Regions from separate parts of the Homo sapiens genome. Here region 2 is linked to region 1. A link is a contact called in ENCODE Hi-C or POLR2A ChIA-PET data. All regions are on one chromosome and are shown on one strand. Each heading gives the region's core, a stretch centred on a gene start or an enhancer-like site at or near the end of the contact. The rest is flanking DNA. Distances are from core to core; before and after follow the strand shown.

The links. A loop is a pair of places that touch in the nucleus more often than their neighbours do. ChIA-PET counts read pairs that join two places held with the same protein, here RNA polymerase II (POLR2A). Pooled maps may share reads with other maps.
Region 2: a map of naive thymus-derived CD4-positive, alpha-beta T cell shows a loop between it and region 1 (13-fold over the local background). The contact joins the promoter of DCDC2 here to the promoter of ALDH5A1 in region 1. A Hi-C loop is called at or near these places in 1 of 168 maps with a recorded cell type or tissue (naive thymus-derived CD4-positive, alpha-beta T cell) and 11 of 50 pooled maps. POLR2A ChIA-PET finds 5 or more read pairs at or near these places in 2 of 52 experiments (CD4-positive, alpha-beta T cell and WTC11).

What each region holds. Positions count from the first base shown.
Region 1 is chr6:24,493,716-24,496,415 of GRCh38, reverse strand. ALDH5A1 (aldehyde dehydrogenase 5 family member A1) reads right to left here and starts at 1,447. Exons shown (of 10, transcript NM_001080.3): 1 at 1,066-1,447. The coding sequence starts at 1,419. It also overlaps a transcript of GPLD1 not described here. RefSeq lists a silencer at 1,052-1,441.
Region 2 is chr6:24,356,668-24,359,367 of GRCh38, reverse strand. It overlaps DCDC2 (doublecortin domain containing 2), which reads left to right and starts at 1,309. Exons shown (of 10, transcript NM_016356.5): 1 at 1,309-1,910. The coding sequence starts at 1,618. KAAG1 (kidney associated DCDC2 antisense RNA 1) reads right to left here and starts at 2,465. Exons shown (of 1, transcript NR_174942.1): 1 at 1,083-2,465.

The DNA of each region.
Region 1 (2,700 bases), core at 198-2,697:
CATCTTGCCCCTTCCCTCTGGCCCGGATCCTCTCCTGCTTCTACCTTTTTTCCATATTGCACTCAGCATCTCTCACATACTTATTTGCTTAGATATTATGTTTGTTGTTTAGAGTTCTGATCTCTCTTCTGCTCCCCTTCCACCCCATGTGAGCTCCATAAGGGCAGAATCCTTCTTTCGTTTAACTGAGGTATCCCAAGCACCTCCAACAGTGCAGGGCATACAGCAGGTGCTCAGTAAACAGCTGATGGATGAATGAGTGCTAAGACTCTCTTGTACTCGTAGGGATCGCTGGATGCATTCCTTCAGAGGGAGAGCTTTGAAGGACACGGTAAAAAATTTCACTGCGTTGACTCCAGGTTTAATAATATAATATTAGAAGGAAGAAACTACTTTCTTAGTTTTCTTCTTACTCTATTCTTCCCATTTAATGGCCCTCCACCCCTTACTCCCAATTCTCCAGTGTTCTCTATGCAATGGCCAATAGCAGCATTTATCCATTTAGGGTGAAAACCTGGAGAACGCTCCTGGATTTCTCTCTTCCCCTGCACAAAACCCAAATCTTTCTACAGTTCTCTCCGTTTCCGATCCCATGATTCTGGCCAGGGGCCCTCACTACCAGCCTTCTCAAGGGCCGCTGAAGCAGCCTCCTGCGTGGGCTCCCTGCAGCTGCGGAGATATTTCAGCTACTCTGAAGGGCCACACGTGCTCTCACTTCCCTGACACCCCTCCCCTTTCTCCCCGCCCCTCCACGGTTAGGCTTGTTGACCATAACAAGCAGCTCGCTTGTATTAGGCGCTCACGTTCTGCCTCCCCTACTGGGCAGTGCATAACTTGATGAGGCTTGAGGGCAGGGGTCGTGTCCCTAGTGCCCGGCTCAAAGTGGAAGCTCCAAACTTATTTGTCGGTCGTCTCCCTTGTTGCTCTGACTTTCCACTTTGTATACCCTGGGGAACTGAGCACAGGAGGGAGGCGACGCGGCTGGTGTCACTTTGGGGTAAAGCCCCCTCTGCTCCCCGCCGTGTCCCCGGCCAGCTCTGGCCCCCTGCATCCGGGCTCTCTCACCTTGGCGGAGACCTCCCTCCAGCGGCAGAAAGCCTCGTAGGCAGCGCGCACGGCGGCGCGGGCCTCTCGCACCCCGCAGTCGGCTACCATGCCCAGAGCGGCGCCGCTGGCCGGGTCTTGCACGGGGAAGGTGGCGGCGGCCGGGAGCCAGCGGCCGCCCACGAAGCTGTCGGTGCGCAGCAGCGCCGCAGAGAGGCCCGCCAGGCGCCCAGCGTAGCAGCGGAGCTGGGCCGGGCCGGGCGCAGGCCCGGAGGCAGGGACCAGGCCGCCGGCGCGGGGGCGGAGGCGGCAGCCTGGAAACGTCGACCCGAGGCGCCGGGCCCCACAGCTCCGCAGCCAAATGCAGGTCGCCATGGCCCGGGCAACGACGGCGACAGGAAACAGGCAAGCGGGCGCGCGCGCACGGGAACGCAGGGGTCGCGGGGAAGCAAGAGGAGCGAGGAGGCGCCGGGGACGCGCGGGGAAAGCGTGGGAGCTGGCGGAAGGTTGCAGAGCCACAGAGCAGCGCCCTCTCTCCGCGTCTTTCTCGCTGCACCGCCGCGCCGCCCTCTGCACCTTGCCCTAAGCGCCGCGCGGCTTCTCTCCTGGCGCGACCTTCTCCCGGGGGAGGGTTGGGTTCGGGGATGGAGAAGGCTCGCCAGTAGATGCACCTGCGGACTGCTGTCACCTTTTCACTTTTCGGGTGCTCATTTGTCACTAACTGCTCCTGAGCCCCCAATCGCTGCTAGAGACCCACTCTCTCCCCTTAGCATCCCCCAAATTCGGCATCCCCGGAATTTGTGCGCGGTCCATAGATGCGCTGGTGCCTGCCCTAAATGCCAAGGCCGTGATCACGCTTCTTCAGTTGTAGCTCCTGAGCACGTAGTATTGATTGGGAGCGATCGTTCTCTGAGGGGTCGAAGTGTGACCCCGCGTTCTGCTGCCTGGCTGCTTTTTTGGGTGTGTGTCTAGGCATTCTCCTAGGGTTGCTCCCGATAAATAACAGCGCTTTGGAAATAAACAGACTAGGATCCAAACTCAAGTCTGTTGCCGACAAGCTGTGTGACCGACAGGTTAACCTTAGTCCAGTCACTTATAAAATAGAACCATATCTACCCCATTTTGTTGTGAGATAACGTAAAATGCTCATTACAGTTGCCACATTAAATTCAATATAGCGTTCAAAGTCATACTAGCTACCCTAGTCAAGCCACTAGTAAGATTAAAGTTGGGTCACCAACTAGTAAATGGAAGCATTTGTCAAAATTGAATCAACCAAGGTATAAGGATTGAGCATACTATCCAACCAAGGTATTTGAGCACCTTTAAACAGCATTCTTCATCCGTTAAAAAATTAGACTTGGGCTTAAGACTCTGAAAGCAGCAGGGAAGCTTAAAACCTAATGAGGATAAAAATAAAAATAGCAGGCGTATGCTGGGAATTTGTGGGTGCAAATGAAGCCCAGCCCTATGCATTGATTTTAGGTTACATATCTCCCTTTCTCAACTCCTACAGCGTTGAGAGTATCTTGCTAGCTTTCACCTTTTTCTAGGACGTTGAATTTTTTTCTAGGACATTTGCAAAATGCCGAGGCAGTAACTTTAAATTTTGACTTTGTCTTTTGCTGAGTCAGATCCATTGAGTTTTGAGCCAGT
Region 2 (2,700 bases), core at 60-2,559, 140 kb after region 1:
ATATAATATACATAAAATATATATAATATATAATATATATAAAAATATAAAATATATAATATATATAAAAAATATAAAATATATAATATATATAAAATATAAAATATATATTATATATAATATATAAAATATATAAAATATATAAAATATATAATATATAAAATATATATAATATATAAAATATATAAAATATATATAAAATATATAAAATATATAAAATATATAATATATATAAAATATATAATATATATAATATATAATATATAAAATATATAATATATAAAAATATATGATATATAATATATATGATATATAAAATATATAATATATATAAAATATAAAATATAAAATATATAATATATAAAATATATAATATATAATATATAATGTATAAAATATATAATATATAATATATAATATATAATATATAAAATATATAATATATAATATATATAATATATAATATATTATATATATAAATATATATAATACATATATATTATATATATTATATATAATATATAAATATATATATAAATATAATATATATATTTATATATAATATATAAAATATATATTTTATATATTATATATAAAAATATATAATATATAAATAAATAAATAAAATATATATAAAATAAAATATATAAAATATATATATAAAAAAAATATATATTTTATTTTCTAAGACAGGGTCTTGCTGTGTCGCCCAGGCTGGAGTGCAGTGGCAAAATCATAGGTTACTGCAGCCTCGACCTCCTGGGCTCAAACAATCCTCCCGCCTCAGCCTCCGAGATAGCTGGGTCCACAGGCGAATACCCTGCCCACCTACTTTTTTTTTTTTTTTTTTTTTTTAATTGTAGAGACCGGGTCAGGCTGGTCTCAAACTCCTTGCCTCAGGGGATCACAGGCGCGTTATAGAGACGGGGGCTTTCCCTGTGTTTCCCAGGCTGGTCTAGAACTCCTGGTCTTAGGCAGCCCTCCCGCCTGGGCCCCTCAAAGTACTGGAATTTGCAGGCGTAAGCCACCGCATCTGGCTTTGCACATTTATCTTCCAGCAAAGAAAAACCTGGGCAACTACATCCAGGAACTTAATTGCTTTAATTTGGGAGCAAGCAGGAGATTGAGGGGTAAAGGTGCAAGAAGAGAGAAAAGAAAAATTAGGCTGTTTGGAAAGGGTAGCACAGATATGATGTAAGAAATTGGGTTTCACCATATTTGTGTGTGTGTGTGTGTGTGCGTCCTCCTCTCTCCTGCCCTCACTAGGCGTGCCTGTTTGAAGGCCCCGCGCGTTTCCGGCTCCTGCTCAGAAGCTGTCCACCTTGATTCTGCCCGTAGCAGGTGAACCTGGTGTGGTGCGCGCACTGCGGGTCCTGATTGGCTGTGCACGCCACGGTGAAAAACTTGAGCGTCTACTCCGAGTCCTGCAAGCTCCTAGTGTCTCCTCTGGGTGGACGCCTAGGCGCACGGCCGTTACTTCTCTTTCACCTGTGGATTCGTCAGTTTCTCGTTCGTTTCAGGAGGCGATCCCGCGCCCTGGGTGCGGTGAGGCCGCTGGGACAGCGGAGGTGCCTCCCGACGCGAAGCAGCGAGCTGAGGCGGCGGCCAGCGGGGAAGATGAGCGGCAGCAGCGCCAGGTCCAGCCACCTGTCTCAGCCCGTCGTGAAGAGCGTGCTTGTGTACCGCAACGGGGACCCCTTCTACGCGGGGCGCCGCGTCGTCATCCATGAGAAGAAGGTGTCCAGCTTCGAAGTCTTCCTGAAGGAGGTGACCGGCGGCGTTCAGGCACCCTTTGGGGCCGTCAGGAACATCTACACCCCGCGGACTGGCCACCGAATCCGGAAGCTAGACCAGATCCAGAGCGGGGGCAATTACGTGGCTGGAGGCCAGGAAGCCTTCAAGAAACTCAAGTGAGTCGGTCTCCCCCACCGCCCACCCATTTAGGTGCCCTATAGTGTGGGGTTGATATGAAGAAATGCAGATCCCTACCCCCCCACACCTCAGTGGTTGAGGGGCTGTGACTTCTCGGTGTGATTGATGCCCCTCAAAACTCTCGTTGCAGTTGGGGGGTAGAGGTTGACACTGTGACTGGAGAAGGAATTTCACTTGGGTCAGCAGTAGGAGTAAACTTAAAATCTGTGTATAAACAACAGGAATCTTAAAGAAAATAAAAAGGTATCCTTGCAAAGGTTAGTGACCAAACTGATACTTTTGCGTTTTCTGTTCAGTTTTTTCTTTCCTTTTCCTTATTTTTTTTCCTTGGAAATCCATCCTTTTAATTTAAATAAACATTCTTAAAAATCACTTCCAAGTGTTGGACACTATATTGTCACCAGAGGAGAAAATTGCTCTGCATTTCCCGTACTGTTTAAATTATTTCAACCTTTCATTCCAAGTAGAATTGACAACACTCACTTTTGTGACCCTGCTCCCACCCCCTGCATGTTTATGCTGTTAGCATAATGCAGGAAGAGTTTACTGGCTGACTGTATTTGTCGACTGTCTGTCTCCAGCAACGTGATTAGACCTTCAAGGGCAGGGGTCCTTATTCCCAGCTCTTGAGCTCACTCATAGTGAGTGTTCAGTGAATTAAGAAACCGTCAGTTCAGGGAACAAAGATGAGCAAGGCATGATTCCTTGTCTTTAGGAGCTTTCAGTCTAACTGGACTACCTGCACACTAACAATTTTAATGCAAGCTA